Regions from separate parts of the Homo sapiens genome. Here region 1 is linked to region 2. A link is a loop called in an ENCODE intact Hi-C map of the cell type or tissue named here. Cell type or tissue: heart left ventricle. All regions are shown on one strand.

Region 1 (8,000 bases), 240 kb before region 2:
CAGAAAATATCTGTACCTGGCCGGGTGCAGTGGCTCACGCCTGTAATCCCAGCACTTTGGGAGGCCGAGGTGGGGGATCACCTGAGGTCAAGAGTTCAAGACCAGCCTGGCCAGCCTGGTGAAACCCATCTCTACAAAAATACAAAAATTAGCTGGGCGTGATGGTGAGTGCCTGTAATCCCAGCTACTCAGGAGGCTGAGGCAGGAGAATCACTTGAACCTGGGAGGGGGAGGTTGCAGTGAGCCAAGATCGTGCCATTGCACTCCAGCCTGGATAACAGAGTGAGACTCTGTCTCAAAGAAAAAAAAGAAAAAGAAAATATCTATACCTGTTGAGCATTTCTGCATTATTATATGAAACAGACTGATTTAGTAAAAGCGTACTGGACCAAGACTTGAAAATCATGATTGTCACTTAGTAGCAGTATACACTTGGTCAAACCATTGAACCCTATCCAATCTGTCATTTCTTCTTCTGAAAATGAAAGCCTGAACTAGTTGATTTTTTTTTTTTTTTAGGTACCTTTAGATCATAGAATAGGGAGAACCAGGGGGCCTTCTTTGCAGAAGATGTGGAACTTGAACATTAAATAATTAGTGTGACTTACTGGGAAAAGGAAGAAAGGTCACTTCAGTTCATTAAGTTTTACAACTCCTCTCCCCCACCAAATCCATGGAATTACAAACAACTACGGACTATAAGTGAAGGCAAAGATGGGAGTGCCCAGAGCCTGCCCTTCAGCTCTTTTTGTTTAACTGTGGATGTACATAGTTTTTGAAATCTGGTGTAAGTGACTGGATGATTAGCATCCTTTAGATGTATTTTTAAAATACTGCTATGTATAAGGTTCCATGGTAGTTAGGTCTTGAGAACTCTATAAGGAGTTTTATTTTGGTAGAAGAAATGAGTCCATAATTGTATTACTTACAAATAATGTAAGAAATGTCAATGAAAATACCATTGGGAATTTAACAGTGGAAAAGAATAGTTTTAGCTGGTAAGATTTGGGAAAGCTTTGTGGAGGATAGTCTTTTTGAGGTAGACCTTGAAAATATATATGCAAACCTGGTAGAGAGATAAGACATTTTGTAAAGAAATATTTTTTAACTACTTTAATGAACACAAGTACTAAAAGCTATAAAATAGTACTAATTACAGATAAATTTGTTTTTAGACCCACCTAGTGAGTTTTGTGTGTGGTTTTTTTGTTGTTGTTGTTCTTTTTGGTGAAATTAAACTTTATTAAGAAACCAATTTTTAGGCCAGGTGCTGTGACTCACGCTTGTAATCCCAACACTTTGGGAGGCTGAGATAGAAGGATCACGTGAGGCCAGGAGCTCGAGCCCAGCCTGCACAACATAGGAGACCCTTCTTCTACAAAAACAAACCAATTTGCAAATACAATACTGTAAATACTGTTTTGTGGGGGGGTGTGTGTGTACGTGTGTGTGTGTATGGGTTTTTTGTTACTTGTTTTCTCTGTTTTCTGATTGTATCTCTCAATTTTTAAAATGTTGTTTTTGTTTAGATACACAGAAGTAAAAACAAATGGAAATTTCATCTCAAGGATGGCATTATGAATCTTAATGGAAGAGATTATATATTTTCCAAAGCCATTGGAGATGCAGAATGGTGAAGAGTTGCTTTTTTTCTTTTATAAATAAAAGAAACTTAAAAAAAATGTAAAGCGGACAGTTTGAAACTTGGGGCATATGCCAACCAAAACTTCGTTTCTGCATGTCAGAAAAGTGCAGTAGAAGCAAAGCTACTGGAACAAAGATAGACCTTGACAACATAGACACTACTTACTGGCAAGCCATGGAACTGTAGCACCTAGGGTTTTTGGGTGGGAGGGTTGGGGTTTTGTGTAGGAAAACCATAATTGTTGATTTTAAATACAGGTACCTGCCACCGGTAATTAGCATGTAAAGCTTTGTCTATATTCCTTCCTCCAACTTGGGTTCAATCAGAAGATACTTGTTGGAATGAACTGAAGAAACTTCCCTTTTGATAGATTGAACTGAAACTGCTTATTGTATGTGGTTATATTTGGTAAAAGTTGCGTGTGAGCTTTTTACAAAAGGGTAAGAATTGTGTTGAATTTTAATTCACTTGTATAAGAAAACAATTTAAAACTCTCATAATAGGTCTTAAATATTTTTACTTGCTATTCTCCCTCAGTGATATATACCTCTTCCTTTCCAGCTTTATGAAACATCTATTTAAGATTTAAAGTTATCAGTGATCATAGTTTGGAGATAAAATTTGACCCAGGAATGAATATTTATTTTAATTAGGTTTTCATACTTATTAAATGTAATTAAAGACTTGGGTCTTGTCTGAGTTCAGTGGAATTGAAACCACAACTTTAATTTCCTTACAGAAAAACTTAATTTGTTTCTTTTAGTGCCACACCTTAAAAAGAAACCCCAAACTAGCTCCTCAGGAATATAGTTTTATTTTGCAAGCATACCATCTAGCTGAAATTGTATACACATGAATATATGTAGACTTTTCCTGTTGGGCTGAAGTGTGTGCTTATAAATGTGTTTAGTTTTTAAGCTAAACATTCAGTTAACAGTCTGTGCATTGATTAGCATAGGGCAGGTGGTGAGGACCTGGATTTTTATTAAACAGTTTAGTAATTATAAAAGTTTCTTGTGTTTACTAGTAAAGAATTTTAAAAATCTATTCTAATTCAACAAGTTTTTAAAATCAACTTTGTAATTTGAGGGGAAAATTTGGGGGGAAGAGGTGGGTGGGCCACTAAGTTACCTCTCTTTCATTTGGTGGCCCTTCCAGGCCATTGAAAATAAAGACGTTGGCTCCAGTTTGCACATTGGGAAGAAAGCATAGAAATTTGACTTGTATATTAAAAATAATAGAAATGTAATATGTATATTAAGAATGCATAGGTCTGTATTCTGTAAGGGGCTCTGAAGAACAATATGGCACTGCTGTGTTCAGTGTGAATTCACTGCCTGGGAGAACTGCAGGAATGCTTGTCTTCACCATTGTGTTCTTACAACGAATTCAACTTTCCATGGTTTATCTTGACAAAATTTACATGTGTTTAGGTTACTTGTATATTGATATATTTTTTTAATCTTCAGTTTTTGTCTTCCTTTTGCCTTTGTGTTTTCAGAAGTAACACATGAACACTTTTTAAAGTACATTACAGAGAAGAAAACTGTGAGCTATTATATAGTGTTTCTTTTTTAACACAAATCTTTTAACTTTAAAAAAAGGCAAAAATTTTTTTTTTCTACTTCCCACCCAGCTTACCACCTTGATCTCTTTAACTTATGTTCTAAACTTTGGTGTTAATGGTGGTGTCTAGCATGCTAGTAGTTAGATTTTATTTAGATGCCATAACTGGTAATACAGCTTTTATTTTGACTATATTAATTTAGTTTTTTGAGGGGAAGTTTGTTTATTCTGTGACTCTCAAAGCACACAGAGGTTTTAAAATATATATTATTAAGACTGAGAGAAGAGGAAATGGGAGGGAGTAACATCACAGAAGTGCTGTTGTTCAACTGTTCTTCAATATAGTTGCTAGTAGGTTTGTATTTACTCAGTAAGGAAGTCAGTGACCTGAACTACCTATAAAAATTCAGCAGTGCTGCAGTGTTGCTTAAGTGAAACCCTTTGGCTATCTAGTAGTTTTTATGCTACTGAAACTTGGATTACTGTATGATATTCAGCTTGTCTTGGGCCCTCTATGTAGACAAACATTCATATTCATAGTAGTGTTGTATACTGGCCTGTTTTTATAACTTTATTTTTCAAATATTAACAACCACTGCTTTCAGAGTGGTTATTTTGTTATTTTTGAAGCAGGAAATAACCATTTGTATTTGCACCTGCGTATTGCATATGAATTATGGTATACTTGGCAAATGCTTTTCTTTTACCTGTGAAAATTCTGAAAGCTGGTCCAAGCTACATTGCATACCAAATTGTGCTCTTATATATTATTTGCATCGTGTCCTTTTTAATCAAATAGCATGTTTTAGTTTTATTATAGTAGCTTTTGCTGTAAGAATGTCACTTGCTTATCTTTTATTGTACTTGAATTCTTAATCATGCTTTTAACATTGTATTTAACAAATCATTTCGTATTAGGTTCCATTAAAATGTCATTCCTTTGAAAAGGCAAGGGATTTCCACTTTCAGAATTTGAAAATGAAAGTAGCATGTTTATCTAAAGGCAGAAAATAGTTCGGACTTGGTATTATGAAAATAAGTAATGGTTTCTGGAGAGGATTTGTTTAGATTTGCACAGATGGCGATGGCACCTTTTACTTAAATTAACATTAATCAACAGTGCTAAGGAAAATTTACACAAAATTACAAGATAAAACATGGAAATGTGTGCCTTTCAGTATACAAACTCTTGCTTGGTGGCCATTTGGGTAATCAGACCATTTGAATGCCTGAGAGCATGTTTAATTTCTGTGGAGTGCCACATATGGCTAAAACAACTCTTTAATGTGCAATTAATTTCTAGAGTAAAATGTCTGTTATGTGAGGGGGATCTTTATGTTGGGCTTTTCTATTTTTTAAATGTTCACATTTCTTTCTGTTAATTAAAATGCCATCATAATGTCACATTTACACTGTTGCCTCTTTTAAAAGCAAAGCCACTTTCTTGTTCTAAGATTACATCAAGACTTGAGCAGTGTGTAGTAATTAAAATGTGTGCTTAATGAGCATAATAGATTCTGGTTTTAGGAAATAACATATAGCTTTTATATGAATATTTTCTTTTGCTATAATGAAAGTCACAGATTTTTTTTTTCCTGGCTTTTATGGAGGAATGAAAAGAGTTGTCTCCCTCTAAGAGTATACTATTTTTGATTCTCATAGCAATAATGTCACCATTCTTATCAGAGGGTAAATACCCCTTGTATAGGAAAACAGACATAATTTCCTCTTGGGAGTTCTCTTTATGACTTAGCATTTTCTTCTACTTGAGAAAATTCCTGTTTTTCCGATTATTTCATCTTGAACTTTCTTTTTTTTAAGCTTTTGTGCAATGTAATAGTTTGTTGATCCATCTTTGTACATTTTCATTTTATTTCATGTCTTTCTCTCACCTACCTGTCAGAATCAGCTATAGCAGATTTTGAATTCTTTAGTTAAAAAATAGTTGCTTTACTTGTTTCCTCATGAGTTTGTTAAATAGCTTTGCATTTTAGTCCTCTATTATGCTATGAAAATTATTACGAAGTTTATATTGTTCCCTTTTTAAGCCTGCCTTACTCTTGTCTTTTGTCATTGTCTATGGTTTAATGAAGAACACACCAAACTAACATTTTTGTTTATTTTGAGGAACAAAAAAACTTTTCTCTTTTAAGGGAAGTTACTACACATTGAGTTAGTAACTACTCTTTCAGTCAAGGTTCCTTAATCAGTCCAGTCTACATCAGGACTATGACTTGGGGGGCGGGGCTAATCCTTTTTGCTGTTCTGAGCTACTATTGTCAACTGCTGTTGTACATACTGTTATGTGTAATGGCGTAAATATATTTATTATGTTTGTAAAATTCATTGCAGATCAAGGTTGCTCTTCTGTGATATATGGGATATTATGTTTTAAAGACCATCTTGGAATACAATTAGAGAACTTAGTATTTTGATGTACTAAGACCTATTTTAAGTTTAATATTCTACTTTGCAAAAACTTTAATTAAAGATGTTATTTAAAAAAAAATGTTGCTTGCTTTGCTTACTAGTATATGGCATTGTTATAGATAATTGAATAAAATACAATTTAGAAAGGAAAATGCTTTACATTGTTAATGAGAATTCCATTTAACAACAACAAAAAGATGCTAAATTCTGTACCTTAAAGATAAGTAGATTGAGATGTCAATTTGAATTAGTAAACTGTGTTACAAATGATTAATACTAGCTTTTAAAAAGTTGTATTTTCCAGGCACACAGGAATTTAGGTTGGGCGAATTCACACTAACAAATTATAACTAAAAATTGGTATAATTAACATTGTTTTTCAAAATAAAGATTACTCCTTGTGAAATATTAATAATTAACATATTGTATTAAATAAGTATTTCTACTCCAAAGTATAGATTACTTAGGATAAAAACATTGTTATTTCTCTGTTTAGTCAAACCACTTCCTCTTAGTTCAGAGGTTATAAATAATTGCATATTAGGAGAATTGGATTACTGAGGTTTGTATTGCGTATTGAATATATTTTGTGTTATTTTAGAAGATAATAATTAGCAGGTATTTTAATTTTATAGTTAATTCAGCTGAATCATTAAGAAGCTCGCCTTTTTGTATTTTTTTATCCTGTTAACAGACTATCTAGAAAACATGCAAATTTTAACTATTAACATAATCATAATAAAGATATCTTATTTATTGCCAGCAAATCTTGTATTTTGCAGTTTAATTCAAGCCCCTACTTTGATTAAGCTTAAGCTTTTGGCTTTTGTTTCTCCAGCTGTAAAATGACAAGATTTTGAGGATGAAATGAGGTGTGATGCATGTAAAGCTCTTAGGCTGGTGCCTGGTACACAGTCAGCACTCAGATGTCACAATTATATGCTTAATTTCATACTTATTTGCATAGTTTAAAATTATTCTTGAACCGGAAAAAATTAATGGTCAAAAATAGCAAAAACAAATTGAGAACCAGTGAAAGAGTTCATTATAACCAAACAATCCTGGGAGGGTAAGTTGGTGAAACAATGCATCTGGCTACAGCAGAAAGTGTCAGAGGGAAGAAAATTGAGTGCTGGGTATGGGAGAGGGATAATCAAACAGTGGGAGGGCCTTTAAGCTCCCTCTCTCCCCCCGCCAAAAAAATCCTAAATTATATGTCTAAATAAGTTGAATTTTCTCAAAGCTAAAACTATGATAGAACTATCATTTTAAAAATGGACTTTTCCAAATATGAATGGAGTCTGTCCAGTTCATTTAAGGAGCAAAACAGAGTTGTCAAACATTGAAGATACGGATACATCACTCTGATTCTCACAATGTCTCCTCCACTTTGAAAAAGAGTACATTGACTTCTCTGTGTTGACAGGACCTCCATGCTAATGATGCATAGGTTAGGGTGGCATTGCTGAGTGGGGCAAATAGGGCCAGGAAAACTAAAGTTCACCCAGGTTAGTTGCAAGAGATGAAGAGAGTAAAGCTTTTTTTGTTTTTAGAGACAAGAGTCTCGCTCTGTTGCCCAGGCTGGAGTGCAGCGGCACCATCTCAGCTCACTGCAAGCTCCGCCTCCCGGGTTCACACCATTCTTCCGGCTCAGCCTCCCAAGTTAACTGGGACTACAGGTTCCCGCCACCACGCCTTCCTAATTTTGTTTTTGTATTTTTAGTAGAGACGGGGTTTCATCATGTTAGGATGGTCTCGATCTCCTGACCTCATGATCCACCCGCGTTGGCCTCCCAAAGTGCTAGGATTACAGGCTTGAGCCACTGCGCCCGGCTGAGAGTAAAGCTCTTTAGAGCTGTTCACTTTCAGCAGGGATGTACAAGGGACATTTGTTGTTTTGGCTTCTCAGTGTCAGAATACCCTTCCTATTTTGCTTCATGCCAAGAAGAATGGAGGGTAATATATACCTCTTTATGGAAGTAGAATAGCAAGTAAGAAGTCACCTGTCACTGGATCCAGAAACAGGGACCAAAATCTGAGGTGGTCAGACTGATGCTTACACTCAGGACTTTGAGTCTTAAGAGCATGAAACAAAGTTGCAGGATCAGTCAGAGGTCCTATATATGTTCAGGTCTGGTGGTGTGATATTGACTGGGGCAAGAGTGCTATTGGCAACCTCCTAAGCAGACTTTGGCTGCAAACTACTGTACCCTTCCAATCCCTTTTCTGCTTAAAATAAGTCTGTTTCTGTTGTTTGCAACCAAGAAAGAAAAGCATTATTCATGCAAAGTGTGTCTTAAGATATCACCTTTCCCTTGTAGGAGTCTTTTGCCTTCCCAATTAGCCCCTTCTTCCCATT
Region 2 (8,000 bases):
CCTTCAGAATTGTGGGAAATAAATTTTTGTTGTTTAAGTCACCCATTCTGTGGTATTTAATCAAATCCCTAGTAAACTAATACATCATGTAACCTCTGTGTGCCCCTATCTGTAATACATGGTTTGCAAAAGAAGGGTACTGCAAATGATACTTGTACTGGTTTGTTTTCACCCTGCTATGAAGAACTACCTGTGACTGGGTGATTTATAAAGGAAAGTGGTTTTTTTTTTTTTTGTTTTGTTCTGTTTTTTCTGTTTTTTTTTTTTTTTTTTTTTTTTTTTTTTTTTTTGAGACAGACTCTTGACTCTGTCGCCCAGGCTGCAGTGCAGTGGCACGATCTCGGCTCACTGCAAGCTCTGCCTTCCGGGTTTACGCCGTTCTCCTGCCTCAGCCTCCCAAGTAGCTGGGACTACAGGCACCCGCCGCCACACCTGGCTAATTTTTTGTATTTTTAGTAGAGACGGAGTTTCACCATGTTAGCCAGGATGGTCTCGATCTCCTGACCTCGTGATCCGCCTGCCTCAGCCTCCCAAAGTGCTGGGATTACAGGCGTGAGCCACCGCACCTGGCAAAGGAAAGTGGTTTGATTGACTTACAGTTCTGCATGGCTGGGGAAGCCTCAGGAAACTTACAATCATGGCAGAAGGGGTAGCAAACACATCCTTCTTCACATGGTGGCAGGAGAGAGAAGTGGGCAAAATCCTCTTATAAAACCATCAGATCTCCTGAGAACTCACTCACTATCATGAGAACAGCGTGGGGGAACTGCCCCATGACCTAATCACCCCTCACAAGGTTCCTCCCCCAACATGTGGGGATTACAATTCAAGAGATTTGGGTGAGGACACAGAGCCAGACCATATCAATACTCTTTGTGGGTTTTTCTAAATCTAAGCTCAGATGATTCTGCTTGAGTATGGTATTGTGTTTGTATAATGTGTGTTGGCCATATTGATTAAAAGTAATACATATCTTTGGGAGTTATGAGACAATTTCATGTAAAATCTATTTTGTTGGTTTAACTCATTTTGTCGGCTTTAACTCATTTTGTCTATTTTGTTAAGACATAAAAAACAAAGATTCAGTGATGTGACTTCACTACTTTTTTTTTTTTTTTTGAGATGGAGTCTTACTCTGTCACCAAGGCTGGAGTGCAGTGGCACCATCTCAGCTCACTGCAACCTCCACCTCCCAGGTTCAAATGATTCTCCTGCTTCAGCCTGCCGAATAGCTGGGATTACAGGTGCCCACCACCACACCTGGTTAATTTTTGTATTTTTAGTAGAGATGGAGTTTCGCCATGTTGGCCAGGCTGGTCTCGAACTCCTGACCTCACGTGATCCACCCACCTCAGCCTCCCAAAGTGCTGGGATTACAGGCTTGAGTCAGCACCCCTGGCCTGACTTCACTACATTTTTTTGGGATGCCACGTCTGTTGACTGAGAGCACACCAAAGCTGACAAACAGCTGCTATGAATTTAGTAACATATTTAAGCATTTCTTGATCAAAATGAACGAAAATATCTGATTTTTAACCCTTTGGTCCCAGTTGTGTCCTGTAATGTTTGATTTATTTGGTTAATATCACTTTGAAAAATAAGGCCTATAGAATAGAATCCAATTCTCTAAATATGGTTGAACCAGGGAGGAAAAGCTGTGGACAATCAGTTTTTATTAATGTAGCTCGTGATTACATTAGCTCTTTTGGTAGACATTTCTCCTGCAGTTGATCTGATTATCACTTCTTCAGAAAGTTTCTCTTTTATGTCTTTCCATACAAACCTATGCAGTATTCTATTACACAGAGATTTGTAATCATTTATTGTCTTTTTCTCTCACATGGCTCTGAGCAATTTGAAAGCAAAGTCTATGTTGTTTATTTTCACTGCAACTTCAGTGTCTAAAACAATGTCTGGATACTAGAAATATACAGCATACATTTGCTGAATTACATAAATGAATAGAATTGTTTTGAAAGTTAAAATGTTTACAAATAAACAGTTATTATTATGCTTCTGCATGTATATGGGGCAATTTTATGGCTGTTCTGAATTATCTTAAACTCTGTCTGGTGGAGTGTATTCTTGAGGAACAATTTCAAGTAAGCAGCTTGAAGATAGTTGCAAATGCATAGGAGGTCTTTGGAAGAATTATTTTATGTTCAAACCAATATGAGATAGTTTTATGTCTCAGTGTTGGCCAGAAAAAAAATTTGAATAATACGACTATATCAAATTTATGTGCTAATTATTTATGACTCTGCCTGTTGGGAGGGAGGAGGGGTAAGGAGGGATGGAAGGAGAGAAAGGGGGAGAGAGAGAAAGAAAGAGAGAGAGGGATATGAACGGAGAAGGGCAAGTGAGGAAAGGGTGAGAAGAAAGATAAAAATGTACAAAAAAGGTTAGGTCCCTTTGAAGGGCTAATAGAGGGGACCAACTGGGAAATGGATTATAGAGCACAGAATTATTAGATTAAGGAACCCTTGTTATTAAACATGATCTAGCTCTTCTTCACGTAGCCAGGAAAGCTTTCACAGATCAGGTAATATTTGAGTTTAGCCTCAAAGAAGGAAGGGGAAGTGGTCTTTTTGGCAGAGAAGAAGGGCAATTCATATGACTAATTTAATTGTTACTTTTTAGCTTTCCAAAGTTCAGTTTTTTATTGAGGTTTTCATTCTCTTCGTGACTGAAACCAACTCCCCTGAGTGGAAAACATTTCTTTTATGTTCTAGAGTGAGGAGATGACACCTAGACTGAAGTAGCAGCAGTAATGAGCTGACAGCCTCACATCTACTTTTGGTGTGCCGTGAATAAGCCATATGATCTTAGGCAAGTCCCTTACTCTTTCCAGGCCAAACAGGTTGGCCTACATAATCTTCTCTGTTCCCGTCCGCTTCTAAGAATTTGTGAGTCTTTGGAACAATATACTGGACCCTGGTATTAAGGGGATTTTTACATTTCAGTGCTAGAAATTGTCTTTCCCTGTCCTCCCACCGCTCCCTTGCCCTTTTTCTACTTCCCCATCTTACCGTAGTCCTGGGGGACTCCTTTTGTCCCCCAAGGAGTAAAATTACAGTCAAGGCCAAGGAAGCATTTTTATTCACTTTCTAACTGGAGTTTGCCTCCTACAAAGGAGGCTGGTCCTTTAACAAAAAAAAAAAATAGAGCAGGGCAAGAGGGCGCGGCCAAGGGATCAGGCTTTTATCCGGGAAAGTTACCCGAAGGCCAGCTATATGGCATCCTGGGATTTGCAGTTCCTTTTCGGGACTCTCTCCCTTGGTAATTCCTTGATCATGAGGCCGAGATGGACTACAACTCCCAGAGGGCCAAGCGGCGGCAGCGGGGTCCTGTACTCTTGCTGTGGCTGGGCGGCTAGTTCAAGTTGCCATAGCTGCGAGTCTGGGGAGAGCACAGTCGGTTGAGTCGCTGCGTTTGGTCAGTTGCACCTTCTGGGTCACTGGTAGCCGCGGGAGCCGGGTGGGGCCTAGGCGATGATCCGGCATTAAGGAGCTGGGATCATCCTCCGTCTCAGGTACCTGCCCCCACCTCCCCCTTGCCCTTTTTCGACCACTTCCCCGTCTTACTGTAGACGTTTTAGTCCCACTTCCCCTCGTCCCAGGGGTGGGGACCTCAGAGCGGCGCGGGATCTGGGGTGGGGCCGTGGATGGGTGGAGTGTGTGCAGAGGTGAGGGGAGACGGCGCGCCTGTCATCCCGAGGCCTCCCTCCCTCGGCAGGGGTGTCCGCGGTCAGGTCCTGGCCAGGTTACCCAGCGAATCTGGACTACATTGTCCTTCCTTTGGGAGCAGCTTGCTCTACCGCTAGCATCTGTGAAGCTTTAAGGGACAGGAGATTGGACTCATTCGGTAGGTCCTCCAGAGGACCGTCTGACATTTGCTTGCCTGTCCTGCAAGCAAATTTGATTTTTTTTTTAATACCTGTTTTGTAGTCACAGAAAGCGTGCTACTCTCGGGAACGCTTTATTAGTGACCTCTCTTTCCCGTGCCATCATAGGATTTGCTCCAGCCTTAGCTGTTAGCAGTCCCTTAATTGAATTATTTCGTAAAAATACCTGACATTGAATCCCAGCTGCATCTTTTATTGGTTTGATGGAGCCAATCTGTTATGTAGGCGTCTGGTAAAACTTTACCATTAATTGCAGCATTGATTTGAGTATTATGTAAAGTATCTAGCACAGTGCCTGGCACCCTGCAAGTGCTCAGCATTTGTTGTTTATTTTTTATTAATTATGCAGATTAGTGTTGTCTAATACAAATACAGTGTGAGCCACTCAGGTGAATTTAAATTTTGTAGTACCCACATTAAAAAAGTAAAAAGAAACTGGTGAAATTAAATAATAGTTTATTTAGCGCAATATAGAAAAATGTTTTCAATGGAGTAAATATAAAACTTATTGAGATTTTTACTTTTTTTTTTTTGAGGAGTCTGGCTCTGTCGCCCAGGCTGGACTGCAGTGGCGCGGTCTGGGCTCACTGCAACCTCCACCTCTTGGGTTCAAGCGATTCTCCTGTCTCAGCCTCCGGAGTAGCTGGGATTACAGGCACTCGCCACCATGCCTGGCTGTACATTAAAAAAAAAAATATTTTAAGTCATCAAAATCTCTTGTGTATTTTACATGTATAGCACATGTCAGTTTGACCTGGCAAGAGCTAGAGCTCAGTAGCCATGTGTCTAGTGACTGCTGTACTGGACAGCACTAGAGATAAGGTTAAAACTTTGGCAGTTTCACATTGGCACACATAAATTTGGTTGTGCCTATGACTCATTTCATGGGTGATGGTGGCTGTTTTGTTAGAAGAGTGAAGTGTGCACTGTGCCTATGTTCTCTCAGCGTATCTTGTCTGCCATTGCATAACCTGGGTCTCTTTGAACTGTTTCTTGACAGTTTATTTTGATTAACTTTTTCAGAATACCTTTTTTTTTTCTTGAAATGGTTTATAGATGTATTCCCAGATCTACCTTTTATGTAGACAACTCCCAGTTCTCTGGATCACTTCCTGTGGATTCTTACAGATTGCTTTGAAAGCAGTCACAATTAATTGAAAATATTTCTGTCCACAGCTCTTTTCTACAACCAAAGGCATTTTATTCTTATTTATTTAATTGTAGCACTGAGTATGGGAAGAACTGGGCATCTTATAAAATATTTCCTTTAGGAGTGTTAGACTGGCTTGGAAGTATAATTGGGTCACCACATTCAGCAGTAACATGTTAACTGTATTACCTGACTTAGTTACCAACTTTTAGACATGCTCATACATAGTACTTTTTGGCTAGACTTGGGCTGCGGTTCACACTGGAGCATGAACTCTCTGGCAAGCCCCAGGGATGCCCAGGCATGGATGGAAGTCACCAGTGACAATATGTGGGCTGGGCACTTGGATGTGAAGAATTGTAGTGAGGTCTCTTGGGCTTTTGAATCATTCTAGGAGCATTTTCTCTATTCTGTGTTATGCCATAGTCTGTACATAGGGACTTAATTTTCATATTTCATTATTTAAAAATGTTTAAAGTTGTAGGTATGTCTTACCCCCTTGTTTTGTTTATTTGTAGGTGGTTTGGGGAAAGTGTAGGGGCAACCAAAGATCATCGGCTTGACTAGGCCCTTTGCCCTGAACCTCATGAAGAAATGATAGGAGGCAGACATATGTGCCTAAAAAGAGCGTTGAGCTCAGAGAAGAGCAACTCGGAGTTTTGGGGGTGTGCTTTGTAAGTATGCTTTCTCCCTGAGTTTCTGAGATAACACATTTTTTGCATATTTATGGTAGAAAAGACTATGCCAAGAAATAGAGTTTTGGGAGCAAGAAGCCCCTTCTAATATATGGTTTAAAAATAAAATATCGAATGATTGTGTATGCAGTGTTGCAAAAATTCAGATGAACAAAGTAGATAAGTTGAGATATCCTTTATAACCTTAACAAAAGCAACAGTGATGTACCTGTTTCTATTAAGCAAGGAATTGAGAACCTGCTTTGTCTCAGGCATTCTGTCAGACACCTTTTACAGGCATTATATAATTCCTTTACCATGCTTATCTTTTACAAAGGAGACAGTTGAGTCTCAGGTTATTTAATTTGCTTGGGATTCTGGAGCCAAAAGAGTGATCATTGTTCCCAGGTCTTCTGACTCCAAATTTCAGTCCCACCCACTGCCAAGGGGCTTCATTGCTGTTTATAAGTGCCCTCTAATAGAATTTGATTCACACTTAACATTTTTGGATTAAGTGGACCATATATGGCACAGTGTGCAGTTATTCATCTCTTTCAATGTTCAAAAAGTTCTATTATCTTTCTTAGTTTTTTAAAAAAAATATAGTGGTCCTTATATTATTATTGAGGTAAGAGATCATTATAATTTGTGATTTCCATAAATAAATTCAACATGAATTATCATTGATAATTAAGGGTGTAATGTTTAAAGTTTAAATTTACAACATAGATGTAAAAATTCTGGACCTTTTTTTGGATTTCATATTGTGCTCGATAGATAAAAGGCTCTGAAACATAGAGGGGAGACACACTGCGGACTTGCAGTACTAATACTGTGTGGCCGGGCGCGGTGGCTCACGCCTGTAATCCCAGTACTTTAGGAGGCCGAGGCAGGCAGATCACGAGGTCGGGAGATCGAGACCATCCTGGCTAACATGGTGAAACCTTGTCTCTACTAAAAAATACAAAAAAATTACCAGGCGTGGTGGCAGGCGCCTGTAGTCCCAGCTACTTGGGAGGCTGAGGCAGGAGAATGGCATGAACCCAGGAGGCAGAGCTTGCAATGAGCAGAGATCGCGCCACTGCACTCCAGCCTGGGCGACAGAGCAAGACTCTGTCTCAAAAAAAAAAAAAAAAAAATACTAACACTGTGTATTAAGATCAGTGGTGTACAAAATTTATAGGATTAGGCCAGGTGCATTGACTCATGCCTGTAATCCCACACTTTGGGAGGCCAAGGCAGGAGGATCGCTTGAGCCCAGGAGTTTTAGAACACCTTGGGCAACATAGCAAGACCCCGTCTCTACAAAAAAATCAAAAAATTAGCCAGGCATGGTGGCATGTGCCTTTGGTCCCTGCTACTCGGGAGGCTGAGGTGGAATGATCACTTGAGCCCAGAAGGTCGAGGCTGCAGTGAGCTGTGATCACACTACTACATGCCAGCCTGGGTGACAGAGTAAGATGCTGTCTCAAAAAAAAAAAAAATTCTTAGGATTAAAGAATTTTAGAGCTGGATGGGGGACCTATTGGGATAATCTGGTCCAGAAATTTTGGAAATAATATAAAAATAATCTAGATTTACCAGGTTATTAAAAACTATATTAGCATGTATATTATAGAATACACTATCCATGTAATGTCTCTGGGTTGATTCTGATATAAAGTAGTTACAATACATTCATACTATTGTATAGTATGTTTTTCTTTTTTCGTAAAATGTATTGTTACAGGTCAGCACTTACCATTCAACCTTGTCTCTTTTAGCAGATACATAGTATCCCAGTGATTAGATACATTTATTGTATGCTTATCCAGTGGATTTATATTTTTTTCTTATTCTTTTACAACTGTAAAAAAATTCATTCACTCTGTTGCCCAGGCTGGAGTGAATGAATGTGCTCATGGATGAATGGATGAGTGAATTAAAATTTCTGAAGAATTTCTACAGTGAAATTCTTATGCATATGTCTATACATAAAATATATATAAATATTTTATCTTCCTAGGTTAATAGTCATAGAAATAGATTTTCTGGGTCAACGTCTATGTATATTACAGATTGATTGAGACAGGGTCTCACTCTGTCACCCAGGCTGAAGTGCAGTGGTGCTATCTTGGCTCACTGTAGCCTCTACCTCCCAGGTTTGAGAAATCCTCTCACATCAGCCTCCCGAGTAGTTAGGACTACAGGTGTGCACTACCACACCTGGCTAATTTTGTTTTATTTTTTTGTAGAGACAAGGTCTCACTGTGTTGCCCAGGCTCATCTCGAA

Evidence for each region. Hi-C counts contacts between places; a loop is a spot of excess contacts. Peaks named below come from ENCODE experiments on the same cell type or tissue, not always from the same donor. Only the 100,000 strongest peaks of a DNase experiment are listed, where the experiment ranks them.
Region 1: a loop joins it to region 2, with 3 times the contacts of the local background. A loop is called at or near these places in 62 of 110 quality-filtered maps.

Annotation. Positions count from the first base shown.
Region 1 is chr14:81,173,860-81,181,859 of GRCh38, reverse strand. GTF2A1 (general transcription factor IIA subunit 1) reads left to right here. Exons shown (of 9, transcript NM_015859.4): 9 at 1,530-6,408. The coding sequence ends at 1,637. Among named protein-coding and RNA genes, the nearest start is that of TSHR-AS1, 7.5 kb to the right of the region's middle. In heart left ventricle, no CTCF peak of the experiment used is centred here; no DNase peak of the experiment used is centred here; H3K4me3 peaks cover 969 bases.
Region 2 is chr14:80,937,113-80,945,112 of GRCh38, reverse strand. CEP128 (centrosomal protein 128) reads left to right here and starts at 3,375. Exons shown (of 25, transcript NM_152446.5): 1 at 3,375-3,532; 2 at 5,573-5,728. RefSeq lists enhancers at 3,081-3,160, 3,461-3,540. In heart left ventricle, no CTCF peak of the experiment used is centred here; DNase peaks (open chromatin) are centred at 3,332 and 3,692; H3K4me3 peaks cover 1,521 bases.